Regions from separate parts of the Mus musculus genome. Here all the other regions are linked to region 2. A link is a loop called in an ENCODE intact Hi-C map of the cell type or tissue named here. Cell type or tissue: heart. All regions are shown on one strand. Each heading gives the region's core, and the rest is flanking DNA. Links, peaks and the distances in the headings are about the cores only.

Region 1 (10,300 bases), core at 795-8,794, 280 kb after region 2:
AATAAAAGAATCTTCGAGGTTTATGTTTTTTTCAGGGAGAAGACACAGACTGAATTCAATGCGATGCTGCTCTTTAGTAGACATGGGAGAAGATGCCTTGAGAGAGAGAGAGAGAGAGAGAGAGAGAGAGAGAGAGAGAGAGAGAGAGTATTTCTCAGAGAAATTAAGAATGTTGGCTGGCCAGCTGGCCAGGTCACCAGTTCAACCTCCTACCCAGAGTGGAATCTCTTCCATGCTTTCCTGCGGGCCACCATTGCACCCCACCGTGTTGATGGCTGGGTGACAGGCTCACACTCCCGGCTAATTCCAGCAGAGACACATTTACGGTTTAGTCTAATTGTTTCTCTAATTGAAAGCCAAGCAGATAAGCACTGAGCTCTTTCCCATGCAAAAGAAGCTTTAACCAGAAGAAACAGACCAAAGGCAAAAGAAAGCAAGGGCTGGCCCAAGCTGGCTTTGGCGACTTGCATCATAATGCATTTGAGTTAATTTGACTGGTGGGAGTGCTTAGTTACCCAAACACTTTAATAGGATTGAGGTTGGCTACTCTTGAGCCTTGCTCGGATAAGAATGGACTAGCTAAGCCCTCTTTTCTTTAAGCAAACAGCTCCCACACTTGTACAGGCCAAAATAATTAAGTAATTAGCAAAGGCATTTGTCAAAATGCCCGGTGGGGCTGACCAAAATGACAGCTTTGAGAAGACTGAAGAGCTTGCAAATGGTATTTTCTTGGAGCCCCGAGTTGGGGGTCAGGCTTGGAGTTCGTGAGTGAGTGCCTGCCTGGGACTCTGGGGTCCCAGCACAACCTTTGGGGTTCAAGTTCACTTCCCCGTGGCAAAAGCCAAGCTCCTATTTCTAAGGAGGCCTTCTTGAAAGGCCTTTGGAACATCAAAGGACCCTCACTCTGCAGAGACTAAGTAAAAAATAAGGGAGTCATTTTCCTTTTCAAAGGATTGAAACCGTTAGGCAGCCAAGTCCAGGGTGGAAAAAAAAACATTTGTGGTTTTCTGAAATTAAACTACAGGAAATGACTGAAAGTTACAAAGCAGTCCTGCAACACTTATTTCATACCTACTGTGTGCACAGAAAGCTCCTACATTTTCTGGGGGTACATAAGGGTCTGTACAACAAAGAGGCTTGCTTGTGTGTCAAGAGAAATTCAGGATTGGAGAGAAAAGACAATGGTGCTGTGCACATGGTGTCTTCAGAGCTCACAACAACCTACTGTGTGGAGGTTTCACAGCCATCATTAGGGCCCCAGTCCAAGGACAGATCAACAGGGATGAAAAAAAAAAAAAAAAAAACAACCCAGACTGGGTAAAACTCATAAGACACCAGAGCTTTGGCTGTGAAGAGCCAGAGATTAGGGAAAACTCTCTTTTTGTGCTTGAATTTGATGAAGAATGGGCAGCCATATTGACATGTGGTTGGGCAAAGTATATATGACCTGCTGAGCAGATCTGTGGGTGTGTAATCTTAGCACTCAAGGGAAGTCAGGAGGTGAATTTTTGCTAGCCTGGGCTATAATAGGAAGACCTTGTCCAAGAGAGGGGAGGAGGGAAGGAAGGGGAGAAAGAAGGAAGGGATGGGGAGGGAGGAGGAAGAGAGGGAGGAAGGACATGATGTAAGGGAACAGAGCACATGGAAGGGGAAACCCAGCAAGGCCGGCCTTTCCCATTCTCCTTGGTCCCTCTGGAGGCCATTTCTTCTACCTTGTTTAGGTAACTAGGAAGAGAAGGCCACTAGATTTCTGGGAAGTCAGGACTTAAAGTATACTTTTAACCCTAGGACTCAGCAGGCTAAGGCAGTAGGATTGCCTGAAACCTGAGGCTAAACTTGGGCTATACAGTGAATTTGAGGCTAGTCTGGGCTGCATAGTGAGACCTTGTCTTAAAAGAAACCCAAGCCAACCTGGGTATGGTAGTACACACCTTTAGTCCCAGCACTAGGAGGCAGAGACAGGAGGATCTCCGTGAGTTTGAGGCCAGGCTGGCCTACATAGAAAGTCTCAGGCTAGCTAGGGCTATATGATGAGACCTTGTCTCAAAAAAGAAACGGAGGGGAGGAAATAGGAAGGGCAGGACTGATGAGATGGCTCAGTAGTTGAGAGCACTTGGCTGCTCTTCGGGAAGATGCAGGTTTCATTCCCAGCACCCACACGGAGACTCTCAACCATCTGCTGTAACTCTAGTTCCAGGGGATCCAACACCCTCTGGAGCTCAGGTTGGTTAGGTTGAGAAGAACAACTGGAGGTCATAATACATGTGATAAGCCGGTGGGTCAGGACTAGGGTGATAGAGAGTTACGGGCTTGGTGTTCTAAGTCTTGGAGGTAGAGTTACTTCATAGGACGTGAGTGGTGTCTGGGCTGGGGGGGGGGATTAAAAATTACAGAAACTTAGAGGGCCAGAGGTCAAGGGGCCAGGGGATATCGATATTAGTTAGGTTCTGAAGTTTTCTAGAAGCAAAGGCATGGAAGGTGACGAGGGCTTCAGATGGAAGAGCTGTGTAGGACAGAGAGGAAGCCTTTACAAATGGCTCATTTTAGGGGAGGTTGAGAAACACTGGAGTGTTGATAGTTGGTGTTATCTACTGAATGCTCATGTCCCCCAAAATCTACAGGGGAAACCCAACCCCTGACACAAGGGTATCTGCAAGTAAGGCCCGAGGGGGAGGGGCTCTTCCCCTCATGAATGCGGTTAGTGCCCCATAGTAGGAAAATGCAGCCTTTGAACCAGGAAGCTGATTTGTAAGGGTGCTTACTCAGAAGTCACGTTTGCAGAAAGACTCTGACCCCCCCCCCCCCAGTGAGGCCCACAAGGTAACAGAAAGCAGGATGAAGTCAAACCAGCTTTGCCTTCATTTCCATCTGACTCCTCTGCCCTGGGTCACCTCTGCCCTGCTTACCTCTGCACATCCGCACGCTAATCACTCACAGAGCATCTATCTAGGAACCGGTGATACCTAGCCTATCTGAGCTCCCCTCCAGGTTGAAAGCTCAAAGATAAGAGTAACAGAGGAATCTTACAATGTCCTGTTCCAGACCTCAAAAAGGTGCCTGAAGGTCTCCAGTCCAAATCCTAACCCTGCAATCCCCTTAGATTCCAGAAACAGCAGAGGCTTGCAGGACACACTGCCCCGGATGAGGGTGATTATCTTTGAAAGCAAGGCTGGGCTTTGGAGCAGGTCTAATCATCTCCCAAAGAAGGACAGGGATCTGTCAATCAATGAGGGCTGCCTCAGACCACCTTGCAGGAGCAGAGATGCCAGTGACCCACCAGACCACACTCTGACCAGGGCTGCTTAATTTCCCATGTTATTTGACCCTCACCAGGATTGTACCATTTAAACCTCAATCTCATGTTGATATCCAAAAGATAGGTGTGGGGTCACTGTACCCTCTATCTGTTTCTTGTCTGTTTCTCTCTGATACATTGATCAAGTCTCCTTTCTCTGCTTTTTGACATCTCCAATCCCTTTAATTGATAGATGGGAATTGGAACAGAACAGAGCTGAGTCCTTGGGACTCCTGAAGTTTTGCTCAAACACTCTATCAACAAACTCTCACCAGACACAGAGAAACACTCCCTCCCCACAACTTGGGATTTCCCAGCTCCCAGAACTGTGAGATACAAATTTCTGTTGCTTATAAGCTGCTCAATTTTGAGTATTTTGTTCATTAACCCTGAAAGGCTCAAAAGTGCCGTTCCGCTTGGTTTCTACGGATGGCTTTCAATTTGTGAGCCCCTGGAGAAATCCTGGATTCTTATCTCTAAATCTTGTTCTCCTTATCTACAAAGCTCTCACTGTGTGCATGGGAAAAGGGGAGGGGCAAAGATTGTAAAAACCTGAACCCCACCCCTACCCTCCACTCCAGTGTGAAGTACATGGATCATGAACTGTAGCTCTGAGAGGTGTCTCAGCTGAAAGACATCTCAGGTCATCTGACCTGATAGACTAGGAAAAGGAGACTCAGACAGGTCACAGGTTAAGACAGATGATGGAGTCCCAGTGCTGGTCGTGAAGTGTGGGACTCTGATCAAAGCGACCTGTGTGCAGAAGTGCAGGATTGATTCCAGAACCTTAGAGGTCCCCAGTCAGGCTGGCATTGGGCACAGAATGGTGTGTGCATGCGTGCATGCATGAGTGCATGTGTGCATGTATGTGTGCGTTAGAATTTTTAGGGAGGTGATTGGCCAGCTAAGCATGCTGGCTGCCTGTGAAGACACTGACCATTCATTTGCAGTTCATCTGAACACTAGGGACTGGCTTCCCTCCCTGGAGCATGGCAATCGCAGAGCCAATGTGGTTTCCAGCCTCTAAGCTCAGAGTTAAGTCTGTGTGAGGACAAGTTTCACTATTCACCTCTGTAATTGGTGCCTGTATGGGGCCCAGGGGAAGCCAGGAGGTTGACAAATGAGGTTCGAACCCCACTCTTTTCTTTTGCTCCAAAGATCCCTCATCTATGCTGACTGTAGTGTCTCTTTCACCAAAGATGCTGTGTCTACATCAGCACCAGTCTGTCCAACACTTTCATCACAGGCCAGGTATGACAGTGTACACAGACTCACCTCTCTATAGAGCCTTTGAGTGCCCTCCCCAACTCTACGAGAACGTCTAGGGACTAAGAGGGACTGAGAAGATGCACTTCCCTCTGTACCCCACTAGCGCCCATCTGGTTGGGCATTTCAGAGGGAAGACAGCCATTCTTTGCAGCTCCAAGGTGCATCCAACTTCAGGTGTGGTGGCCCTGGGGACGGGAGACAGGTCACGGCTTGCCCTAGTGTTTTGGGTGCTCACTGCCAGCAGGAGAAACCTTCTGCGTGGAAATTACTTTAATTTGCAGTTGACAAAAGGCAAATTGCTGACATTTTTCTGCTAGGAGCCTGGAATGTAACCTTGCACTACTGCCCCAGACATTCCAGGTGGCAACTTCCATTAGCCGGCCCAGATTTTTAACTTCAAACAGGCTATAGAAAAAAGAAAGAAAGAAAGAAAGAAAGAAAGAGAGAGAGAGAGAGAGAGAGAGGGAGGGAGGGAGGGAGGGAGGGAGGGAGGGAGGGAGGGAGGGAGGGAGGGAGGGAGAGAGAGAGAGAGAGAGAGAGAGAGAGAGAGAGAGAGAGAGAGAGAGAGAGAAAGAAAGAAAGAAAGAAAGAAAGAAAGAAAGAAAGAAAGAAAGAAAGAAAGAAGAACTTAAGTCGTTTTACAGGTGGGCAAACCCACAGTCTTGATTTAACTCCACGAGTTCTCTCCCTTTGAACTCTACTGTTCTGGGCAGCTTAGAGAGCAGAGTCCTTGTGGGCATCCCATCCTGGGGTAGGGTTCTAGCCTTCATTGTGCTCCGCAGCAGTTGCAGTCTGCAGGACGGTGATTTTTAACTGGATGGAAGACCCTTCTGGTTTGGTAGACTGTGTGTAAACTGACTGCGAGGCCACGGAAACAGAGACCTGCTGCACCTCTCTGCAGGAAGCGTAGGATTCAGCAGGATCCCAGGTTCCTTCACGAGTGAATACTTGAATGAATGGGTGGTTTCCCGTTTTTTCTCAAGACCGGAGCATTTTTGTCTGTCTAGTCGTAAACTTCCAGAGCATTCCAGAAGAAAGGGCATCCTTTAGATGCGGTGGTGCTGGTCACCTTCCACTTAAAATATGTCCCAGAGATGCCTGTCTTGGGTGGGGTTCCGGGGAATGCAGACTGAATGGAATGCCTTTTGTGCCAACTGGGAACCTGAGGATGCTGCTGCCATCTTGTGGACAGTATTTGAAATACACGTCTATGTCTTCCCAAGATTCTGGCCCGTTCTACAATGGAATATTTTCCTTTGGAAAGCATTAGGCTGTGTTTCCAGAGCCACCCTTAACTGATTTCTGTTCTCCTGCGGAAGTAACAAAAATGATCGCGATATCAATAAATATATTTATTGGGTTTAAAAAAGTTTAATAAGACCAAGATCTGACGCCCAACTCTCTGCTTTGCCCTAACTCTTGGCCGTTTATGCTACACTTTACCTTGCTGCGTCTTTTTCTTCTTCCGCTGGTGTGGCAGTGCATTTGTACCCAGGATCACATTGTGTCTCAGCTATCTGCTTCCCCAATGGCAGGGACCTGAGAACTGATCAAAGTGTTGGGGGTACAGATTTTTAAAATTAAATCATTCGTTTATGTTTCGGGGTGCGGTGTGAAACTAGGACTTCACACTTGTCAAGGACACACACATTCAACAATTGGGCAACATCCTTGACCTCTGACTACAGAGATTTTTTTTTGACCCCTGTGCACCCATTATGTATTACATTTGGTTTGGAAACACTGTGTGTGTGTGTGTGTGTGTGTGTGTGTGTGTGTGTGTGTGTGTGTGTGTACAAATCCACAGGAGAGGTATGCAGTATGTTCCTGGAGTATATTCTTTGTTTTTTGTTTTGTTTCATTTTGAGACAGGGTCTCACTGTATAGCCCTGTCTGGTCTGGAAATTGTAACGTAGACCAGGTTGGTCTCAAACTCACAAAGATCCGCTGCCTTGCCTCGAATTGGGTTAAAGGCATAGACCACCACATTTAGTTCTTCCGAAATATATTCTAATTGAAGATTGATGTAGATTTTTAATGGGGTGCTTAGCAACCCCATTAGTTACTTGTAAGTTCATTTTTACATGGATCAGTGTCCCCAGGACTGCCCAGGTGAGCTGTAACCATTATTTAAACGGTTGCTTTGTTATTTTTAATTACATGTACACGTCTCTGTGTGGGTCTAGGCACTCTGCTGGTGCCCAAGATCCCAGAGATATCAGATGTTCCTGCAGCTGGAGTCACACGTGGTCATGAGTCAGATAATGTGGGGGCTGGGAACGCAACTCAGGTCCTCTGGAAGAATAATACGTGTGCTTAACCACTGAGCCATCTCTCCAGTCTGAGCTGTTACGGTTATTAAATTCATATCTGCACCCCATTTTGGAGCTCTTGACACAGGGTTGCTCTTGCGGGAAGCCATTTGAATGCACCTGGAGGTGGGAGGGTGGAACAGCAGCCCACAGATGTGGGCACTCAACCAGTCGTACATATACCACAGTCTGTATTTTGAGCTGAACCACCCAAGTGCAGCCTCTAGGTTTAAAGAAGACTTTTGAGCAGTTTTTTTTTCTTCATTGTACTAAATGGAGTCCAAAGGTTCACTTTTTAAAAGCCTTTGTGGTAGAATACAAAACTTAGAATACATTTATAAAAAAAAGACATTGAAACGCTTTAGACCTGCAGGTCCATCCTTTGTGGGTATAAATGTGTCCCTATGTATTAGTGCATTTGAAGGGACCACTTCCTACGCGACCATTTTCCAAGTGCTGTCTCTAGTGAGACCAGTGTCTGTACAGAGGAGGCTGGGGCCTCTCTGAGGCCAGCCCCAGATCACATCCCAATCTGTATACAAGCCTCATGGGGACTTCTGCAACCCCCAGCCACTTGACCTTGAGGCTAGACCTTCCTGGAGAGTGTGGCTTCGTTCTCTGCCGTACCCTCCTCACCCTTTAAAGGCCTGATGGAAATGAACGTTACCTTGGGAAGAATGTAGAAGATAGGCTTTTCATCAGAGGAACACACCGCAGGCGGATCAGCAAAACCCTTTGAGGAATTATTTGCTAGGATTATGCTTCTTGTTAATAAGAAGCCCTTCTGTCCTGTACCAGTAATAAACATACCAGCCAGCCTTGAACTCAGCAACTATAGGAACCATATTGAAATTTTGAGAAAAAATTTTATTTTAGTGTGTACATTGATGGGGGTGGTGGTGGAGGTAATGCCGGCCTGTGTGCCCCCACGTGGAGGACAGAGTTGGACATCAGGTGTCTCTGCATCCCATCACTCTCTATTTTAGATTTTGAGACCACTTCTCTCACTAGATGTTATAAGTCACTTTAAAGACTTAAATCTGAAGGATTGCATCAGACTGTACCCACCGACAGCCACTTCTCCCCTCTTGTCTATTTTACTGTTGATTCTGTCCTGCCCTTTTCCTCTGTGCAAGCTAAGCAAAAGAAAGCCCTCCCCCCCTATAAAAGGAGTGTGCAATTTAATTTTTATTTTAAAATAAAATGTGTTGTTTTAATAATTGGTGAGACAATGAGACGAGTGTGCAAATCTTAGTATCGTGGCTAGAGATACTTTCAGGGCATTTAAAGGACACTGAAGTGTTCTCTATGGGGGGTTGTTGAGGAATCACATTTTTTTTTAAGTGAAAGAAGGCTACATGCTTCTTTCTGAAAGATGTTAAAGGATTTCTTTGCTTGTCCAGATGAAGAAGGGAGACTCCAGATGCCACGGAAGACCCTCAAAGCAGACCTGTGGGTTTCTCTGCTTTCTAAGATGCATCTTATATCGCTGAGGTCCAGAAATCAGGATGCGGGGAAGGAAGGACTCTCGGGGATGGAGGAGGCTAAGGGGAGAGCACTGGGTCTGGTTGGAGGGTTCCTGACTCTGCTGGGAGCTCTGTGCTCACAATTCCCAGGAAGCGACTGACTGGCAGCTTGTCTTTAGGGTTTTCCATGTGTCCCTGCCCATTGGCTTGGGCGTTTCCCTTCTGGAGATTTGATATCTTAAAGAATGGATGAGAATGTCATTCACCCATTCAACAACGGCTGCTCCTTCTCAGATATAAATTTGGGTGAACCAATCAAACATCCTCTCTGCTTTTGTGATATTGATAATTTTAGAGATCCAAAACCCTCAAAGGTATGCAGGGATCTTTGGCCATGGAGGTTTAAGGAAGGACTGTAAATAGCAAAGAATTGGAAATCAAGTATGTCTAACAATAGAGAAAGTAGTTAACTTAGAGCAGACCAGTATGAAAGAATTATTATCATCATCATCATCATTATTATTTTTATTTTGGAGTGCTAGGGATCAATAAGGTGGACTATTAAGCTACTATTCCCCATGCTGTGAAAAAACGCTTATGAAATTCAATGATTTCAAGAGGATGAAGAAAAGCAAGATATAAAACTAAAGTATTATAAAAGCGAATCCTGTAAAGTCCTGGCATAGGACTCCAATTTTATGTCTTGAAAAGCAGAATAACAGAACAGAAGGAAGTACTATAAAATATTCATGTGATTACCTTATACTAATGTCATGGATGTCTTAATTTTGTTAAACTATTTTTCTTATGTCTTTTTGGTGTGTCATTTCAAGTTTCTGCAATTACATCAATTTTAAAAAATTATTTTATTTTAAATTATGGTGTGTGTGTTGTGTGTGTAGTGTGTGTGTGTACGTGGATGTGTGGGTGTGCATACCTGTGTGTGGGTGTGTACCAGAGTATGGGTATCTAGAGGTTGGAAGAGGCTATTGGATTTTCTGGTGCTGGAGGTACAAGTGATCGTAAGCTGCTCAACGTGAGAGCTAGGATCAGAGCTTCGGTCCTCCCTAAGAACAGTAAATGATTCTAAGCTGTAAATCATCAGCGTGGCCCCATTTTAAAATGGTCATTTAAAAAGTAAAACTTATAGGAACTGTTTTCAGCCTTCCACAGTGTGGTATGGAAAGCATGATGGCTTGGTTTACACAGCTGCAACATGCCTTCCAGGATTTCCCTGCAGGAGTGACCGAGCGCACAACAGAGCTTCACATTGCTCACTGGCTCAGCCATTGCATGCTGTCTCAGGGTTTTACTGCTATGAACAGACACCATGACCAATGCGTCTCTGATAAGGACAGCATTTAATTTGGGCTGTCTTACAGGTTCAGAGGTTCAGTCCATTATCCTCAAAGCAGCAACATGGCAGCATCCAGACAGCCATGATGTGGTCAAAGCTGAGAGTTCTACATTTTCATCTGAAGGCTGCTTGTAGAATACTGGCTTCCAGGCAGCTAGGATGAAGGTCATAAAGACCACAGCCACAGTAACACACCTACTCCAACAAAGCCACACCCACTCCAACAAGGCCACACCTACTCCAACAAGACTACACCTACTCCAACAGGCCACACCTACTCCAACAGGGCCACACCTTCTAATAGTGCCACTCCCTGGGCCAAGCTTATACAAATCATCATAGGTGTCAAGTGTGGAATCTGAGCAAAAAGCCAGGTGAGAACTGACAGGTCTCAGCCATTGGTCCTGCTGTGGAAGTCCTGCCCCTCCGTGTGAGCAGGACCCACGGATATGGCTGAATGCAAATTACAGTGAAACTTGAAAGTATAGTGCTTCGGAGAATTGTCCAAGGTAGTTTTGTGGTAGCAAACAGAGCAAGCTGAGGGAGGGTTAACCAGTAAGCACTATTCCTTCCTCCATGTCTCTGCTTCAGTTTCTGCTTC
Region 2 (10,300 bases), core at 1,090-9,089:
TTTACAGCAATCTTTCCCAAAGAAGTTTCCTATGTCCCAGTCTGTGCCTCTTATTTATATTCAAGTTAAAGAATTTATTTATGCCAGTCTTAAATTTTCAGAGTCGCTACACCGAAGGTAAGCTTATTCACATGAAATCTGCTTTTTTAGGAAACATTAAAACTTTGTTTCTAGGCCCTCACCCTTTAGTGGACCGTCATCTCATTAGAAAGGCTTTTGTATTTGAGTTTTATTAACTATGTCTTATTTCTATAACTTTCTGTTATATTAGTGTTGAGACACGTATACTATAAATGATTTGTTAGGAAAGTTCTTTGCCCTCAGCATCTAGATTTAACACTAGTAAATATTTTGCCATATATTCTTTCCCTATTTATTATTACTATTATTATTTTATTATGTGTAGGCTGTTTTGTCTGCATGTATATCTTTGCATAGTGTATATGCCTGTTGCCTAAGAAGGCCAGAAGAGGGCATTGGGTCCCCTGGAACTAGAGTTACATGCAGTTGTGAGCCGCCATGTGGGTGCTGGGAATTGAACTTGAGTCTGCTGGAAGAGCATCCATTGATCTTGACCTGTTATTAAGACATTCAAAAGAAACTTTCAGAAGCAATGACCTTTCACCTAACTGTGTAGCACTCACTCCTGAAACATTAATGGCTGTAATATTGTGTACATTGGTAATACATACAATTTGAATGTTTTTACAAATACTTATGTCTAAGCTAAATGCTGATTCTTAAAATACAGAAATTCATACTCAACACACTGTTTGCATTTAGCATTTTGGAATTAGCCTTTATGTAAAGGCTGATAAAATTTTACCCTTGTTTAAGGCAGGAGTTCTAATGGGATAATTTTGGTTTTCTTGGCTGCTTACTATCCCCCTACAATTGGCGATGCTTAGAGACAGTTTTGGTTGTCACAGCTGTGGTAGGAGGTCTACTTGGAATTAGCAGGTAAGGACCAGAAATGCTGCAGAATGTAGCACTTAGCACTTGCCCTGGCCTATGTGTGGCCTCATAAGCCAGGCAGGCAACTTACCATGGGATACACACCAAGTCTCTTGTCTTATATTTTTAAAGTAACTTTTAGCTATGATTGTGTATTAAGTACTTTACAAAGTGACTGTTCTACAACGGGATTATAATAATGCTTTATACAAAGTATCTCATTTTTTAACTTGATTGATTTGATACCCTTAAACCATGTCATAAATGAACATTCTGCTTAAGTGATCCCTTTTAAGATGAAATTGAAGTTTGTAGCTTAATGAGTCACTGCCATTTATAAAGAATATATATATATATATATATACATATATATATACACACATATATATGTTTATATAGAGAGATATACTTTATATATGATATAAAAGATAGGACAGAAAAATGAGTAAGTTATATTACATTATTGGGAGTGTTAAGCAATTATACTCATGGAAGGCTTTATCAATGTGAACATTTGTTTTTAGCTCAACAGAAATAGATGACATGCTTAGGAAATCAACCAATCTGCTGCTGACCAGAATTCTGAGTAGCTGTTTACTGAACCTTATTAGAAAACCTCATATAGGTTTGACAGAGGTAAGAAGAAATAATAACCAAATGTTTTACTATGAAAGAATTGGGGCTGGAGAGATGGCTCAGAGGAAGAGCACACTCTGCCTTTGTATTGGACCTGGGTTAGCTTTCAGCACACACAAGGCAGCTCACAACCATCTGTAACTTCTGGCTTCTGTGGGCCCCAGGCACACTACACATGTCTTGCACAGACACACATGCAGACAAAACACCCATGCACATAAAAATTATAAATTGTTGTAATGTATTATCCTGTAGAGCTAGCTTTGCATTTAAAATTTATTAATGTAAAGTAGAGTTTCAAAGAACTGAGGGGGAGGAGCTGGAGAGATGGGCAGGGTGGTTAAGAGCACTCAGTGCTCTTGCGGAAGACCTGGGTTCACTTCCAGGCACCTAAATGACAGCTAACAATATCCGTAGCTCCAGATCCAGGTGACACCCTTTTCTGGCCTAATGCTCATGGTGTACAAACCTCATGCAAACAAGACATACATATAAAAATCTTAGAGAAGAAGAAACATGAGGGAAAAGTTTCCCTGGGGAATAGTAGACAGCTGGAGGTTTGAAGGGCGTAGACCTTAGACTTCACAGACAGTTGCGATCCTCATTTTGTACATGTTAAGTGTATGAGATCTACAGATTGCCATAGAAATTCATTTAGAAATAATTGGCTGTGGACTCATAAAATGTAAATATTTTTAAGACAACATAAATGTTCATAAGCAGTACTTAGGGCAGACCTTTGAAATCAGTTATATCCTGTCTTGCTGGAATTATACAGAACTAGTACAGAGGCAGGCTGGAAGTAATGACTTGAGTTTTTTAAAATCAGGTGGTCCTGCACAGGTGTGGCCTGTATTTACCGTGGCTTCCGTGTCTTTTAGCTGGTGCAAATTATCATAAACACAACACACCTGGAACAAGCTTGCAAATACCTAGAGGACTTTATAACTAACATTACAAATATTTCTCAAGAAACCGTTCACACCACAAGACTTTATGGACTTTCTACTTTTAAGGTATGTAAAATCTGACCAAAACTTGTCATTCAGTTATTGTAGGAAATTGAAGAAGTTAAAGATAATTTTTATTATATCCTAAACATTGAGCATCACAGGTAATCATTGCCTGTGATGACTGTCAGTTGTGAGTTCCTCTTGGCAATTTAAGGATTTTATTTAAAGTATTGCTTTTATGTAATATAGTTTGTTCATGTTTTGACAACAAATGGCAGTGCAGAATTAGGCTAACTGAATTTTCATTAATGTTTCCTGGTTTAATAATGGTACATGAATTTGTGTGCTTGGAAATTAAAAATGAAGTACAAGGTTTGCTTTCTGGTTCTGATCTGAAGAAAAATAAACGCAAGTCTTTCCTTTGTCTGGATGAGAGAGTTCTGTTTGAGGCCCTGGGGTATGCTGAGATCCATCACTTAAGGGGGTCTTGAGAAGACTACAAGACTAAGTAATTTCCCGTGTGTTTTATAACCCATTTTCTTACTCTATTAATCTTGAGCTGTAGATGGGACGTCGGCTGTGCTAGCTTGCTTTCGGTTGTTGTGATAGATCCCTGAGAACCAGCTGAAGTAGTAAAGGCTTATTTTGGGCTTATAGTTCCACAGTTCAACTCAAGGTTCATTGGCTTCATTGCTTTGGGCTTAAGATGAAGCCAAGCATCATGGTGGTGACCACATGATGGTGCAGAGTGGCTCACCCCATGGCAGCTCCAATGAAGTTCTGTGCTGCCAGCCTTCTTCCTCCTTCCGCTTTTGTCCCTCTGAGCCCCAGGTTGTTGAGGGTGCCATCCACTCTACACTCAGAGCAGTTCTTTCCCCACTGTTCCATTGGCTGTTTCATGCCAGATGACATCAGCACCTGAGCTCAGATCCCAGAACCCACAAGAAGCTGGGGGCAGCAGTGTGTGTCTAATCCCAGCATTCCTATAGAGGCAGAGACAGGTGACTGTCAGAAGCTCTTGGGCCAGCAGCTGTCCTCAGACAAGGGAGCGTCAGGCTCTGTTTTCCATGTCAGTGTAGGATCTCTGGGATTGCACATGTATGCTGTGGCACCCACTCTGCTGGATTCTGGGGACTTGAACTCAGGTCCCCATGCCTGGGATCAGTTAGAAGCAACATCCTAGAGTTTAAAATGCATGCCTTTGGTCCCAGCACTTGGGAGGCAGAGGCAGGCTGATCTCTGAGTTCAAGGCCAGCCTGGTCTGAGGAGCTAGTTCCAGGGCACCTAGGGCTATATAGGGAAACCCTGTCTCAAAAAAAACAAAACAAAACAAAAAAACAAAAAACCAACCAAACAAACAAAAAACAACAACAACAAACCAATAAATAAATAAATAAATAAAATTAAAAATAAAATACACGATTTCCAGATGATTTATTGCATTGTTCAAAATGTTTTAAGTATTTGAGGTCTGTCACCTTTTAATGATTACGTTATATATGCTAACTAAGGAAAGGAGCATAATCTTGTCGCTCTGACTGACCAGTAAAATGCATGACTTTGAAGTGGCTCCTCTCTCTCTGCCCATCCCCCTGTCACTTTCCTCATGACTGACATCGGGATGTGTTGTGCACTCTTCCTCTGTTTCCCTCTGTCTTGAGCATCAGTGGTGCCATCCGATAATCAACTGGATGCTGTATGCCCTGGAATTCCAGCTAGAAAGTTCAGAATCGGATCAAATGGTCTATGGCATATTGTTTCTTGAGTCAACATAAAAACTAGCAGTGGGGACACGTGCTGTGGCAATTTCAGCTTTACCCTTGCTTCACTCCTTTGTGCTAAACCAGTGGTTCTCAACCTGTGGGTCCTTTTGGGTTCATGTATCAGATATATTTAGCAGATATATTTAGCAGTAGTAAAACTACAGTTATGAAGTAGCAACACAATAGTTTTATGGTTGGGGGTCACCACAGTATGAGGAGCTGTATTTAAGGGTCATGGCATTAGAAAGGTAGAGAACCATTGTTCTCAATGATTATAATTAATGTAACCCTTTTTTTTTTTTTGGTCACTGAGTGTTCATAAAGTGTTTCAAATAAGATACTTGTGTTAGTGACCCGAGCAGAAGGGGGAAAAAAAAAAAGACAAGAAAAACAACTCAAGCTTTCTTAAACAGTAATGAGTCTGGGTGGGCTAACTGTACCTGTGGTCCTGACTGTGCTGGATGCTGAGGCAGGAGGATCATTTCAGCCCTGAAATTGAATAATTTAGGCAACAAATCAAGGCCCATTTCTAAAAAAGCGACAGGAAAACTAAAACGATGGGAAACATTTTTGCTCATTGTGACAGAAACGTCCAAGGATTGGGCAGACTTCAGCTGCCTGTGGGGGCGAGACAGTCCTCAAGGACCCAGAATCTCTTCCTCTGTTACCTGCGATCTGCACAAGTTTGGCTTCATCTCCACACTCTCCATGGTGACCAAGTGTCCATTCTAGACTCTCCCCTGCTACTAGAGTGGCCACCTGGCCACTGCTCCAAACACACACCCTGGCTGATCCAGATCCTCTGCGGGCAACGTGGGAATTACCAGTCAGCTTACCCTCAGGATCTATCCTTGGAGCTAGCTCTAGGGCAGCCCAGCCCAACCGGTAGCCGTGGTCGGAGCCAGGACTGTTGTCCAAAACATACTTGTGAGCTGAAGAAGGAACAATAGACAGTGCAGAGAGTCACAGCTGGTTACTAACAGTGTTTAGCTGTTACCGGTTAGCTTTTAATCAGAACGCATGTGCTTACAGTCCGGGAGGCGCAGGAACTGCGTTAAACCGTTCCTCGGGTCGTTCTGTTTCTTTGGTTGGTTGCAAAGCCCTGATAATGAATGGTAGGAGAGCTTTTTTTTTTTTTTTTTTTTACATAGAAGTAGAGATCAGTATGTTATGCTAGTTACGTTTCTGCCCCTAGAGGGCACTGTTTCTTTAACAAGCAAAGGAGGAACTTATTATTTTATAAGCTGAATCTTTACATTTTAATGAAGAGTATATAATAGTGTGTCATTTCATGCCGGGTCAGGGGCACATGTACTTCGCAGTTGTTTACTTGTCTGGATTATAAAATGCTGAGAGCCCCTGGTGCTTAGAGACGTCCGTTCAAATGTTGTCTTTCCTGTTCCTGTACTTCCCTACCCAGCAGTCAAGGAGTTTTTACTCAGAGCACGCAGCTTGCTATTACACTCTGCGGAAGGCGTTAACAAACATCTTCAAATATGCTTTTCCCTTCATTTAAAAGAAGTTGCGAGAAAAGTTTGTTTTAACTTATTGTAGGAGAAGCAGAGTTTCTCAGTGTCACCAAAGTTCTTGCTGGCAGCAGAGACAGAAGCGGTGAGCTGTTATACTCTGTGCTTCAGTTTTCCTTAGTTCCTGTCCCCAAATCGAAGTGAAATAAACAACTAGAGTGATCTTGGTCACCGCTTCTCTGAACACTAAGTCCAGAAAGCACACGCTGTTTGTATGTGAGACAGGGTCTCACTGTGTAGCCCTGGCAGCTTGCTGTGTGTGCCCTAATGCTGGCATCAAGGTGCGCATCCCTGTGCCCAGCCCAGAAACCACACTCCATTACTTCATTTGAGTAGGATGTAAGCGATTTATTTTCATGTATTTTCTGCCTTCAGATTAAAACTTATTTTTTTTTCTTCATAGCTTCAAAATGTCTAGGTATTTAGTTCTTTAACTTTTGGTGGATATTTTAATCATCTCATATTTAAAAATTTTCAAGATAATGTGAACTAATAACCTTCTTTGTTTTATTGTTATAAAACTACAAGTTTTTTTTTTAAAAAAGGGAAGCAGCATTAATTTTAAAACTGGATTTAAAGTAGACTCTTAAAAGAGTAGCATAGCTGGACAGTGGTGGCACACACCTTTAATCCCAGCACTCGGGAGGCAGAGGCAGGCGGATTTCTGAATTCGAGGCCAGCCTGGTCTACAGAGTGGTACCAGGATAGCCAGAGCTATACAGAGAAACCCTGTCTCAAAAAACAAAAAACAACAACAACAACAACAAAAAGGAATAGCATATATATATATATATATATATGCATATATATGTGTGTGTGTATACATATATATACACATATATGTATATATATACATACACATACATATATATACACATATATACACATTTTGTTTTTGTTTTTGTTTGTTTTTTTGTATGAGTACACTGTAGCTGGTTTTAGGCAAAGCAGAAGAGGGCATCGGATCCCATTACAGATGGCTGTGAGCCACCATGTAGTTGCTGGGAATTGAACTCAGGACCTCTGGAAGAACAGTCAGTGCTCTTAACTGCTGAGCCATCTCTCCAGCCCCAGAATAGCATTTTTTTTTTTAAATAAAAATTTTCGTTTGGAGGCGCCTCTTCGAACTGGGTTTGAAGCTTTTTCGGATGGCGTTACTGCTTAGTGGCAGATCACTGGTCTCTTCCAGTCAAGGATAAGAAAGGGAACTTGGCTGCACTTCTCCCTTTCCCTTCTCGCCTGCATCAGGGGCAGGTCCGGAAAGCAAGGGCCTCATGGGCAGGGGTGTGAGTGTGTGTAGAGGATGGAGTAGAAGGCAGGGATAAAGACTCCTGAGTTCCCGTGCTCCGTGATAGTGCGGGTGAGTGGCAGGCTAGTGAGGTCCTGAGCGCTAGCTCCAGGCTGTGCTCTGGCAGTGCTGGTCTCCGAGGTTCTCTGTGATGTGTTCATTTGCTGAGGTCCAATCTCAAGGTAATGAGACATGAAAGAAGGAACTGACGGTGAACACTGGGGCAGAATGCAAACTGATGAACATTTTTATGTTGCTCTGAAAAAGCGACTTCCACTTCGTATCGTTAAGGTGTGCTATGGTGTAGTTCTGTGAGTCACAAGCATATGACAGTCTGCCTCTCCCTGATATAGCAAGAAAAGTTAAAAAGGAGTGTGTATTACTGTTATGGCTAATACATAATAAACAAGGCTCCTCTGTCCAATTACTAATGCTCCATTCCAGAATGTTATTTTGTAATTGCTCAGTTGCAAATGATGTCAGTGAGTTAAATTGTGTAATTTAGAAAGCTTGATACAGTGATACATTAACTATCTTACACAGCATCATTAGCTACTGAGTGATCTTGCTCATCTTCAGGGATGGCACCTTTTAAAATGAAGACCAATTTCTTGGCAGTGCTCTCATGGAGCAGTAGAGGAAGTATGGCATCTCCTGAGCTTGGCAGAATTGTGCTTGCTTACAGTAAGAATCAAGGGCACAGTGGAGAGAGTGTAAGACTCTGACAGGACAGAAAAGCAGGGGCCTCCCACCTCATCTTAGGCAGCCTTGTGCTGCCGTTAAAAGGCCAGTTACCAGCACGGTGTGCAGGTGCAAGCCCCTAATCCCAGGAGGAAGAGCTTGAGATTGAGCCAGCCTGGAGCACAGAGTTGAGATGTGGACCCCCAAAAAGCAAGCGAGCAAGGGTGTGGGGGAACCTAGTTACACCACGAAGAAGCCAAGGCACGTGGAGAGCTCACCCACCTCACATGCCAGGGACTGAGTGAAAGATGTCCCAGCGCAGCTCTGACATTCTAGAGCAAGGTCATCCCTCTGTCCTCTGACCAAGTGCGCTGGGGACTTAGTAATATTCTCATGTTAAGCCACTGCGTTCTGAGGTACTGTGTTACTCTGTAGTGCTTCTCTGGGGCAGCAGCTGGTCTTTCAGTGCTTCTTCACTGGCCCCTGTTTCCATATCACCGGGAGCTCAAGGTCTGTGAAGCATGGTTCTGGCCCACAGGGGTCTCTTTTAACTGTACATGTGGTCTATACTAATTTGTTTATATTTACTCATTCCATGGCTTTTTTCTTTTTTAATTATTTTACTTATTTACATTCCAGCCATTGTCCCACCTCCCAGTCCCCCCAAATATAGTTCCTCATCCCATTCCTCCTCCCTCTTGCCTCCAAGAGTGTGTGTCCCCTCTTCTCCCCCTGCCTGAGGCCTCCCCATTCCCTGGGGCCTCAAGTTTCTCCAGGATTAGGCACACTTCTCCCACAGAAGCCAGATCAGGCAGTCCTTTGCTTTATATCTGCCAGGGGACCAGCCCATGTATGCTGCCTGGTTGGTGGCTCAGTCTCTGGGAGTTCCCAGGGGTCCAGGTTAGGTGAGACTGCTGTTCTTCCTATGGGGTTGCTTTCCCCTTCAGCTTCCTCAGTCCTTCTCCTAATTCAACCATAGGGGTCCCTGACTTCAGTCCAGGTTGGGTGTAAGTTGTCTCTGTCTGCCTTAGTTAGCTCCTGGTAGGGCCCCTCGGAGGACAGCCATGCTAGGCTCCTGTCTTTAAGCACATCATAGCAGCAATAATAGTGTCAGGTCTTGGTGCCCCTACTCCCATGAGACAGATCCCAAGTTGGGCCAGTTACTGGATCTCCTTTCCTTCAGTCTCTTCTCCATTTTTGTCCCTGCAGTTCTTTTAGACAGAAACAGTTCTGGGCCAGAAAGTTTGACTGGGGGTTAGTAACCCCATCCCTTCACTTGAGGCCCTGTCTATCTACTGGAGGTGGACTCATCCGAGTTCCCTGTCCCCACTGTTGGACTTTTGGCTAAGGTTTCTCACCTCCCAGGCCTCTGGGACTTTCTAGAGGGTCCCGCCCCACCTCCCACCTCTTTGGTTATTTCCTATGTGGCACTTTTGTATATGAACTGCATTACAGACCTCTCCAGTATACGGTTTTCCAACTGCTTGTCTATCGAGCACTGTGCTAGGTACTCTTCTAGGTGCACGGGGCAATGTCAGTGAGCAAGACAGATGAAAACTTTCTTCCTTAGTGAAGCTTTCACCTTGGTGGGTACTGTTCCGTTTGTGTTTTGAGCCATCGTCTCCCAACCTCTGTTCTTAAATCTTTCTGCCCCTTCTTCCCAGATGACCCTGAGCCTTGTGGGAGAGGGGTGTGAAAGAGATGCCTCTTTATTGCTGGAGACTCCCCAGACTCAGCTCTTACCTACGTTGTGAGCTTTTGCTAAGTGCTGTCTACTGCACAGAGAACCTTCTCAGAGGATGTCAGAGAGCCGCATGCATCTAGGCTTGCATCTTTGAACAGTTCATCTGCACTTGACCCTTATGGGTGCCTTTCTCCATTCCTGAGAACTGGCCACAGCTGTGAAAGCTGTGTTTGGCCTTTAAGTTGTCTTCTTATATTTTCAGGACGTGATATGTGGCCAGCTGTTGTTGAGTGGAGCGTTCTGCAGGTTTGTGCAGGTCTAGTTGCTGTACAGTGCTCATCACCGATTTCCTCCATCTGCTGCTGAGCCTTTCTAACGAGTCTTTCCCACCATGCTTAATACATTTTAGTAATTTGATTATTTATATTTTCTGCTTACTGAGGTATTTTCTTCATTTTTTTAAACCACATTTTTAAGGCTTCCTTTTGTTCTTTGGACACATTTTGAATAGTTTATTTGTTTTGTCTTGTAAGCCTAGTATCTGGGCTTCCTCAAAGATTCTTCTAATGATTACTTTTTCTTCTGGGGGAGGGGGAAGCATAGTTTTCTATCTGTTGCATGTTTTTGTTGATAAGCAGATATTTAAGATGATGTAATGTGCAACGTTAGAAATCAGTATCTCATTCATCCTGGGTTTGTTCTTCTTCCCATTGCTACTTTATTGCTTTCATTTTTTTTTTCTGGACTGGATTTGTAAGTCTGTTTTCTTTGTATGGCCATTGGAGACTACTTGCTTAGCTTAATAGTCAGCTAAC
Region 3 (10,300 bases), core at 1,612-9,611, 330 kb after region 2:
AAGTGGAAAGCTTTTTAGAAGCCCTGGTTGATACAATTTCACTGTTAACTGTGGATGAATACAAGATTCAGATCTTGTGTCTATTCAGTCCTTGCACATTGGTTTGATGAGCAATATTTTAATGGTCTTGAATGGCTGCTGGAGTTTACCAATTGCTTGGACATCTGGAATACAACCTACCTTAGAAGCCAGTAATGGTTTGGTGTCTTCTATTTCAATAACGACTTCCCGGCATGGAGGTGCAGACATCAGAGAGGCTGCAAGACAAAGAGCTTTATAATCTAGGACACTTGGAACAGCATACTGGAGAACGTTCTATCCCATGGTCAAGTCGAGCAGCCACGGGATGGATGATAGCGTTAACCTGGGTGAAACTTTTCAATGAGGGACCGCACCTGAATGTGGAAAATGAACCAACGACGTGCCACATTCTCAGAGTAGGATATGGTTCTAGACATTTTATAGGGGATTATGTGGCCCATGTGTCTTGGCTTGGGGTAGTTAAATCAGTTCTTATGCATAACGAGTGCTTGGAAGAGAATTGTGTTGAAGACCAGAGAGATGGCAATTAAGGTAAAGGTGCTGGATGCCAAGCCTAATGGTCTGAGTTTGATCCTATGAACCTACACGGTGGAAGGAGGAGAACCTTGATTCCTGTAAGTGGCCCTCTATCTGCCACAGAGCAACACACACACACATACACACACACACACACACACACACACACACACACACATACACACACACACACATACACACATGTACTCTTACACCATTAAAAAGATCGTGTTGATCATGTAGGAATGGGCATGGAGATGGGCGAATCTGTGTCTAAAAGAGCCTCATTTTCTTGGGAAATGAGATAGAGAAACACAGAAGAGGAGTGGAGGAAGACAGGATAGATAGAGAAGGTGATTAGAGAGAGGAAGGGGAAGGGAGGGAAGGAGAGAGGGGAGGAGAAAGCAGGGATGACTCTCTTCAGCAGTCTGAAGTAGCTGTTGTGTGTCCAGCCCTTGCTCTCCCATGGCATGCGGAGGTAGGAGGCCTGTGCCCTGATCTTATATGCATTTTCCCAGATGGATGTAACTCTGGATTTTGGAGTAACAGCAATTGCTTGGGAACAGGCTCTGGAGTCACATGGTTTATCTCAGTTAAAGGCGGGTGCCAAGGTCCAGCCTGATGCAGGCAGGGGTGGGGTCACAGGGGCATTTTTTTTTTACATTGAAGACCCCAAGAGGTCCTAGGTCAGAACCCAGACAGAATCTTCACACCAAAGTATTTAGAGCAATGACCTACACACACTCATTTTCTTGTTGGGCTCTTGTTCTTAGAGGACAAGACTGTTCTGGTCCCTTGACCTCCCCAACATGTAGATCAGTGAATGACATTCTATGAGCGCTCAATAACCACTTGCTGGAGGCTGAGTGCCTCCATCCCTGTGGCTGATGTGGGAACAGCATCCCCTGAATTTTGAGGATCCTTCTTCAAAGGCAAATAGGAAAGGTCATGTAACAGGCATCAATGCCTCAAAGGTTATCCCATGTTTATGCAGGAGTAAGGCATGCCAGAGGGTGGACTCTTCAGCACTGGACTCTGCCCCTCAAAGTACCTCAAGAGTCCAGGCTGGCTGCACCACTGGCTATTAGCTGTTCCTTGGAGGAATTACCTAGTACTCTGTAAATAAGACCTTATTTTTTTCTGTGGCATCTAGAATATGGCTTGTGAAGATTCAGACAGATCAGGCATTTAAAAAAAAAAGCTAAATAGTGTAACATATAGACGTGCCTATAGACGTACCTTTTAGTTGTGGTACAATATCCTCCTTTCCTGCATATGGATCACACCGAAAGCGGTCCAGGTGGTCAATGGTGCATTGGCCAACCACAGGCTTCCGCCCAAACTGCCTGTGATCAATGACCTTGATCACCAGCGGAGGCATGTACAATTCTTCCTTGGGCAAGAACTAGGGATCAGAAAAACAGATGTCCTTTTTCGTTTCCAGATCTAACAGGAACAGCTTTGCCAGTCAGTTCCCCCCAGGAGACCAGCCCAGATTCTTTTTGCTCATTAAATCTAACCCAGAGGGACCTTCCTTGGGTATTTCAGGTACTGAGGTGCTTGGTAACCAGCTCAGAGCTTATAGCGTACTCTTTCAGCCTGGCTCTGGAAGATCAAATCCTACCTCTGCTGTCACAGAGAGCATGGCCTTAGGGAACTTTTCTAACCCTGTTTGCTGGGTCAATTTATCATTCATAGCAGAGTTGTGGAATCCATAGGTGAAGTGCTTAGGCTGCACTTGGCAAGCATAATGTGGAATGAGATCTTGTCACTGAGCCCATCTCCCTCCCACAACCTTCTTCCTGAGGGGGAATATCAAGGAACAAGATCGTTTTGGTCCCTTGACCTCCCCAACATTTAGACCAATTGATGACATTCTATGAGCGCTCAATAATCACTTGCTGGAGGCTGAGTGCCTCCATCCCTGTTGCTGATGTGGGAAAAGCATCCTTCTTCAAAGACAATAAGAAAGTTCATGTAGCAGGCAGAACTTTGGTCCTCTACTAGCCATGGCTTAAGTGGAATTGGGATTCCTTTGATGCTAGAAGTCCACAGCCAAAATGGGATGCTCATTTTGCCTTCAGTGCCCCTGGTATGTGGGGGCCTTGAAGACACTGCACTGACTGGAGAACATGGGCTGGCCTGGAAGCTTGACTGTGGTTTGGGTTAATGTCTGTTGCTGGCCTTGCACTAGAATAGAGGGTGGGGTGCTCCCTCAGTGCCTTCTCCCATGTCTGTTGGCCAAACCTAGGTTCTAAACTAGAAGTGGGAAGGGAAGGATGGGGGTGGGGGTGGGGGGGAAGGAGTGGGTGAGGATTGGCAGAGTTTCTTAGTGGTGACTAACTAGGGATTCTGCTTCTACATGTCCATGAGACTGTCCATCTGCAGAATCATGGAGTGGAAGGTCCCCAGTCCAAGCTCTGGCTACTCGCTTGCTGGGTCCTCCTGTACAAATTACTTAACCTCTTCATTGCCTCAAACATGAAGGAAGGAGTTGTAGCACTGGGCTGGAGTTGCAGATGAAACTAGACCATGGTCCCAAGCACAGAAGGGTACACACTTGCTCTGAGGCCAGGGAAGCCATTTCTCCTCTCTAGGCCTCAACTGCCTCAGATGCAAAATGAGAGGTTAAACCATGTGGCCCCGATGTTCAAGAGTAGTGTGTTGGGGATATGAAGGAAAATGAGCTGTGGAAAGGAAATGGAAAATTCTAGTCTTCCATCTTTATATGTCCTTATTGTAATCTTTTACATATCAATGCAAAGATGAATTTTTTTATTTATAAGAATTAAGGTTTGCTGGGTGGTGGGGGTACATGCCGTTAATCCTAGCACTCACTAGGCAGAGGCAAGCAGATCTCTGAATTTAAGGCCAGCCTGGTCTACAGAATGAGTTCCAGGACAACCAGGGATAAGCAAGAAAGTTAAGAATTGAATTTCTTTCAAAATGGACAAGTTGGGTGGTTTTCACAAGCTCTAGTTATAACAGGTGGAGGTGTGTGAGTCCCATCTGACACCTCACAATTCTGACAATAAACTTCAAAGGATCAAAGAAGGTTCCATAGTATGGACTCAGACACAGACTATTAGGGCCATGCCACATCACCCACACGGAAGTCCTCCACAGCTGTTCCTTCCTAGACATCCAGATCCTAGTGGAAAGTTCTGGTCCACGTGCATTCGCACTAGTTAACAATCTGGCCTTGAGGGGTTCACTAAGAGCCTATAACAGAGACCAAACACTTTCTGGAGAAACAAGCTCTGCTCATAGAGGGGCCATTTGGAGCTTTCAGTAACTAACTACAGATGACCTAAGGAGGGAGAAGTCTCCGGCACATTTACTATAAGGCTGGGTTTTCCCACTTGCGTGGGCTCGTGCAGAGTCTAGATACTGTACCACTTTCATGAAGAGAACAGAACTTGGGAAGTTGGGTGTCTTCTTAAGGCTTTTGATCACCACCGATTCTACTCTCTCTCCTCCGCATTCCACCACCAGGCTGGGTGATGTGACAGAAGCCATCTGGTAGTTTTTCATATTTCTTAAGCCCCAAGCTAGGATCTGGGGAAACAAGTTAAAGAGAAGGGAAGTAAACCTGACATATTACACACACACAGATGCACTCACACACATATGTGAGCACACACATACACACAGAGAGTCACATGCACGCACACACACACATACACACGTGCACACACATATATGGAAAAATCCAATCTCAATCACAGAACACAGTACAGTCTTTAAGATGGAGCGATGCACATTCGTCTAAAATACCAGTGCATATTCTCTTCAGGTGCCTGTGGAAATGCAGAGAAAGTGGTTTTGGCCCTTCCCTTTTGTCAGAACTGCTGTAAGTGCTGCCGAGTCAGTCAGCATCTCTAGATCTCACCTGCAAACAGGACTCATGTGATCCACTGGGGGTGGGGAGTGGGGGCAATCTGGAAGATCAAGTCTAAACCTCTTGCATGGTAAATGACCTGCAAGCATTCCAAACTGGTAGCAGCTGTTTGAAGCTCCCTGTGTCTGTTTTCGAACGCACAGCAAAACAGAGGCGCTAACAATGCTTCCCTTATCAGGACCCCGTCTATCTAGCTAAGAGGTTATCTCCACCAGCCTGGGTCTGCCCTAATTATCTCCCTGGTCGCCACTGTGGGCTGCTTCCCCCACCCCCACCCCCACCCCCGACCTCCTGCCTCCTTTGCAGACCTTCTCCTTGTTCACATGGCACTTTCTCTTGGGTTATCTTCTCTTTCTCTGGTGAATTCCCCCCAAAAGAAAGAAATCCCTGAGATCTGCTTCTTATTGCTTTGTTAAGATGTCTACTTTCTATGACTATTTATTTCCATTGGGGGAGGGTGTGAGCCGATTTTATAGGAAGTTAGAGACAGCAAGAAAGCATGCAGCACAATGCATGCCCTACACTAATGGTCCTTGACACACCCTTTGGCTTGGTCAAGTAAAACTCAGAGAGAATACATACCTCAATGGCAGTGAGCTGAACCACAGGCCTGATCCCCTGAGGGACCATGTATAAGTTTGGTGCTCTTTGAGAGGGGAGGATGGGAAGGTTGGAGCCATCCTGTGGAACAAACGCAGGCTGTCAACACTTCCCTTTCATTAAAGCAGAGAGTACCTGGAATGACTGAGGTGCTCTAAGCAGCTCGTGGAATCCATGAGCAAGAACAAAGCGATACCTTGTTCCTCAGAATCAACTCTGCTGTTACGAGGACATCCCCACAGGCCTTGTCTCCATTCATAACAGGATGCCAGAGAAGCTTAGGTGTGATGTCCGTTTCTGAGTTCAGTTTCACCAAGGGAGAGCAAATGCTTCGACCTAAAAATTCATCTTTGCCCTAGAGAAGGAAACCCACACTGAAACTCCTGGTCAAATAGCCCTGCAGACGACTGTCATGCCCCCAAGTCATCATAAACTGTCCTGTTACCTACCACTTGGTCATTGTCAAAAAGTTCTATGGTAACGTTGGGTGGGTTCTGTAGAACTGTTTGGGGTTCCCCAAAGATTTCAACCTCATCGAATATAATGGTTTGGTCCCAGGTGGGATTCAGGGTGGAGTGGATGATCTCAGTGGTTTTGCTTCGATGGAGGAAGGAGACATGGGCGTATGGATCTATGCACAGAAAAAGATATTAACAGTAGAGTCTCGGAGAAGTCGAGCTCCTATGACAGTGCGTTTCAACCAAAGACTTTTCATCTGGACATAGTGGTCATATGTTTTCACCACCCCTTTGAAGACAAGGAGTTCTGAAAGCGGGGCACCACAGAGGACAGTATCATGGTGAGAAGTGCCTAACCGAAGGCCCTGACATGTGCAAAGGATTGCTTCTCTGGAGTGCACTTATCCTCAGCAAGGTTCATTGGGCACACAGTCTTTCACATACATCATCTAGAATACAAGCTTCGCAACCAGACACATCTGGCCTGCTGTGCCCCCGTGACCTTGAAAGAAAAAGGTTTAACCTTTCTAAGCCTCCGTTCCTCCCTCTTTGCCACAAAAGTAATTTCTGTTTTCCTATTGAGTAGAAAATGGGATGACATGAACATGTGAACTGCCTAGAACAGAGCCTATTATCCATTTCATTGGTAAATACCGGTTATTTTTATATTTTTGTTTCTATGTTTTTGATAAACTGACAAATATAAGTTTATTTTATGCTTTTGTTTCTACTGTTATCTATACAGAAAGTTTTGTATTTGTATTTGTATTTGTATTTGTATTTGTATTTGTTGTATTTGCTGGGTTTCAAGAATATAGCAGTAACTAGGAAAGGTTTAGTTGTTCTCAGAATTTACAGCTTGCAACAGGACTAAAAGTTTTCTTTTGCCCCACTGATAAATCTTGTATCCAACTGGGATACAAACATCAGTGAAGATTTTTCTAAGAATTCTGATTGGATCTATAGTGAGACAGTGTCCCCTGGTGGATACTATTTGAAAATGTCCTAAAAAAAAAACATTTTGAAGTTTTGTTCTACAGAGTAGGATAATCTTGATCAAACTTTTAGACCAGATCTAGATAATCTGGTCTAATATTATTAGGAAAGGAAATAATTCACTAATACTGTGTAAAAGGAGTGCTTGGGATATGAATAAGAATTGACACAGTGCATGATATTATCAGACAAGTGTTTTAAGAGCTGTTTCCATAGAAGAACCAGGGAAGCTTGGAAGCCATGCACACACAAAGAGAGGTCAGAAGTTGTTCTTCAGGGCACTTTATTGCTCAACCTGTGATGATTAGTGTTTAAGGGCCTCGTGTATTCTGGGCACCTCTAGCACCCAGCAACAGTTCTTAAAGCAGTTGGGAATTCATCAAGTAATGACTGTGTGGTTCTCTTCAAGCATACCAGTAGAGTCTCTACATGGAAAGGGTTTTATTGTAAGAATTGAAAACAAAACAAGATACAAAACCCACTTGATGCTCGATCGACCCAAGCTAGCCTGCCATGTAAGAGGGTAGTAGGGATTTTCCCTTCACCTGAAAAGCTGTCTTTGTCCAAAGCCATGAGGTTCCTGGCTTGATAAATGTAGCAGCGCAGGTGGTAGATGTAGACTCCTGAAGGGAAGGTGATGAGAAACAGGATACTGTTAATAGGATTTTTCTCAGCTCTTTAGAGGTGACTCGTGTTGCAGATACATGGGTCAATCAACCCATTTCCCCGCAGCAGAAAGCACACATGTTCCCAACACAGTGGTTTCTTATAAAAGGACATTCACAGTAGTCCTTACATCCATGGCTTTGTTCTCCTATTTCATTTGCCCATAATCAATCTCAGGTCACAAACATTAAGTGAAATAGTCCAAAACTATATCATGCACAAGTTTCATATTGCAAGCCCTGCAGCGTGACGTCTCAAAGCACCCAGCTGCCTCGCTTGGGATGTTGATTGTGCCTTTGTCCAGTGTATCCGTGCTGTATAAGCTGCCTGCCTGGTAGTCACTCTGTAGTTTCTTATCTCAGTTAGCCAACTGACTGATGTAAGTAACATTGCAGTGCTTGTGTTAAGTAACTCTTATTTATTTAATAAAGACCCAAAACATAAGAGCAGTGGTTCTGGCTGGTTTACTGCAGTGCATTTTAATACCTTCCATATTTATACTTAGTTACTGTGCTTTATCTGTTATTGTGCCTAATTTATAAATTAAACTTCATCTCACACACACACACGTTTGACAATTTAAAAGTACGATTGGCGAGGGGGGGGTCTTAAAATGGATTTTAAACAGGTAAGAGTCAGGCGAGTGTGTATAATGGGGGTGTGCTCTAACCTACTATATTCCAAGTGTGGCGCTGCACACCTATAATCCCAGCAGGCAAGAAGTCAAGGCAGTCTGGATTACACATAGAAACTCTGCCTCCAAAGAGAAAATGAAACCAAATAAATAACTGCTAGAATAATCCCAACACCAGCATCAGAGGAACATTAGTCCCATTGTGACCTTCCTGGGTTTAGTGCACAGCTGCTCATCACAGACTTTCGGATGAGCCTGGATCTCAAGCAGTCACTGAGCAAGGTCTCAGTGCTATGTGAGATTTATGTCTGGGACAGTTATCTGCTAAGACTTTCTTTGACTTTTAAAAATGTTCAAACTCTTCTTGCTAATGCACATACTGACACACACAATATCACATGTATGTACACAGAACATACATTCATGCATACACAGATACACATACATATACACAGTTTGAGGGATAGTAGAGTATTATGACTGACTGCATAATGTAAGAACTGTGAATGCTTAAATATCTGGTAGTTTTTTAAAATGCATTTTATGAATCCTCTGCATGAAGTGAAGAAATAGAAAGTCACCTTCACCTGTGTAGATATATTATAACATTCGAAGATTTGAAGAGTTTTTCTAGAGATAAAAGTGGCAGACGCAGAGATCACAGCCATACTTAAAACTTACTGTCGAAATTACAGGAAACAATGGGCGTGTTTGCTCCAAACACAGTGGTGGCGCTGTGCTTCTGCTTCTCCGGGCCCTTCTCTTCTCCATCCTCTGTGGTGTCTGCCCCCTAAAGTAGGAGGAAGTTGTCATTGTCGGCGTCATCATCACCATCACCATTACCACCACCGCCACCACCACCACCACCATCATATCATCATCGTAATCAACCAAGCCATCTGTGTCTACAAAACTACTAGATGCTTCCTGAAACCAGGGTCCTGGCAGACATACTAGAAAAATACTGAGAGAAAGAGAGAGAGAGAGAGAGAGAGAGAGAGAGAGAGGTGTCTTCACTGTTGTTCTGAGGACCTCTCATGTGGTAGTGGTTTCTTCCTAAGATGGGAGTCACTGGCCACTCAGGCCGTACATCTTTCCCCCAACATCTTTGCAGCTGTGAGGCACTGGGGTTATAGGAGCCTCTCTGGGCTTGGCTGTGCTTTCTACCTAAGTCACACACTTCCTTTACACCATCACCAGTCACACTTTCGCTTCTGGTTACTTACAAGGGCACCTTCGAGTTTAAAGATGGCAGCGGCACCGTGTGTCTCAGAAGGGGCCATTTTCCTCCTCCAGCGCCTGCGGCGAAAGGTGTCTGAACTGCGCTGTTTCCAGTGGAATTTCCAGCCGATTAACGAAGCATATTCCCAGCCCTCCCGGTCTTCAAGTTCTTCCATGGCCTACAATAGAAGTACAGCATTTGATGATGAATAATAATCTCCCTCCTATTGATAAAGTAGACCAGTTGGCCAATGGACAAATACGTAGTCACAAAAATCCACTCTCTGTCAAGTACTGGATGAGAGGCCAGGGATACAGCAAAGACAGACAAGAGGGGCTCTCTGACTTGGCAGAGCTGAGGGACTGTAGGAATACAGAGAGGCACCAGGCGACTGAAGCAACCATCCAGACACAGGTTTGAGTGAGAATGGGTGGGTTTTTCTCGGATTGTTCGTGAGAACACATGAGTGTGACACTGTTTTTTTGAAAGAATTATCATCTGCATTTTACATATGGGTAAAACGGTAACACCCCTTAAGATTTAAATGTCCTGTTAATGCTAATACCTGCTGTGATTAGCAGTGACGTGCTAAATCAGAGTATATTGTTTCTGTGATAGCGAATCACCGAGTACAGTCCTTGTAAGTTAAACATGATTTCTATGCACATGCTCTGTTTTCAATGTTTTATTCTATTCCTCTAACACACCTATGCTCCTGTATCATGACAGAGATCATGTCCTCAAAGATGAGGTAACACTTAACAAAAAGATAGTTGTGGCTTTTGCCTCCATGTGTTTGACATTTGAGTGGCCAAAATTTTCTCACATTGCAACTTGTAAGTGTCTTACAAGCTGACCAGATGGAATAAATGGAAAACAATACTGACTACTATTGATTAATCTAGAAATAAGAGCTTCATGTAGGGTTGCTATTTGTGTATGCTCTTTAATTTTTTTCCACTTCAAATAAACATAAAGTACACATTTCACATGATCTTGTATCTTCCTTTGTGATAGTCTGGATAGTGACGATGACATATTTTGTGTGACTGAGAATAAAGCAGGTTAGAGAATATGATTCAAGCCTCTGCGGGGCTCATGGGTGGAACTGGGGTTTCCACCTGGTGGCCCCATGTTCTTCCAGAGCCATGTAGGTACTCATGTGGAAAGAGAAAGGAAAGCAAGTCTAGAAATGTCTCACCCAATCAGGATGAAGTAATGCAATGTTCAAGATTCATTGATTCTTCCACACCCTGTCCTGGTAA

What was found. Peaks named below come from ENCODE experiments on the same cell type or tissue, not always from the same donor. Only the 100,000 strongest peaks of a DNase experiment are listed, where the experiment ranks them.
Region 1: a loop joins it to region 2, with 14 times the contacts of the local background. A loop is called at or near these places in 7 of 42 quality-filtered maps.
Region 3: it touches region 2 in a loop (4-fold over the local background); 7 of 42 quality-filtered maps call a loop at or near these places.

The regions. Positions count from the first base shown.
Region 1 is chr19:37,881,251-37,891,550 of GRCm38, forward strand. No RefSeq gene overlaps it. Among named protein-coding and RNA genes, the nearest start is that of Gm52397, 100 kb to the right of the region's middle. In heart, for the core only: a CTCF peak has its summit at 5,746 (motif pointing left); no DNase peak of the experiment used is centred there; H3K4me3 peaks cover 520 bases; H3K27me3 peaks cover 1,932 bases.
Region 2 is chr19:37,597,088-37,607,387 of GRCm38, forward strand. It overlaps Exoc6 (exocyst complex component 6), which reads left to right. Exons shown (of 22, transcript NM_175353.2): 15 at 8-117; 16 at 1,479-1,590; 17 at 2,472-2,606. Among named protein-coding and RNA genes, the nearest start is that of Exoc6, 52 kb to the left of the region's middle. In heart, for the core only: a CTCF peak has its summit at 5,513 (motif pointing right); no DNase peak of the experiment used is centred there; H3K4me3 peaks cover 343 bases; H3K27ac peaks cover 385 bases.
Region 3 is chr19:37,930,806-37,941,105 of GRCm38, forward strand. Myof (myoferlin) reads right to left here. Exons shown (of 54, transcript NM_001302140.1): 30 at 9,040-9,213; 31 at 8,495-8,603; 32 at 7,059-7,136; 33 at 5,509-5,690; 34 at 5,256-5,414; 35 at 5,042-5,140; 36 at 3,955-4,116; 37 at 1,798-1,963; 38 at 181-257. Among named protein-coding and RNA genes, the nearest start is that of Gm52397, 50 kb to the right of the region's middle. In heart, for the core only: a CTCF peak has its summit at 6,502 (motif pointing left); no DNase peak of the experiment used is centred there; H3K27me3 peaks cover 517 bases.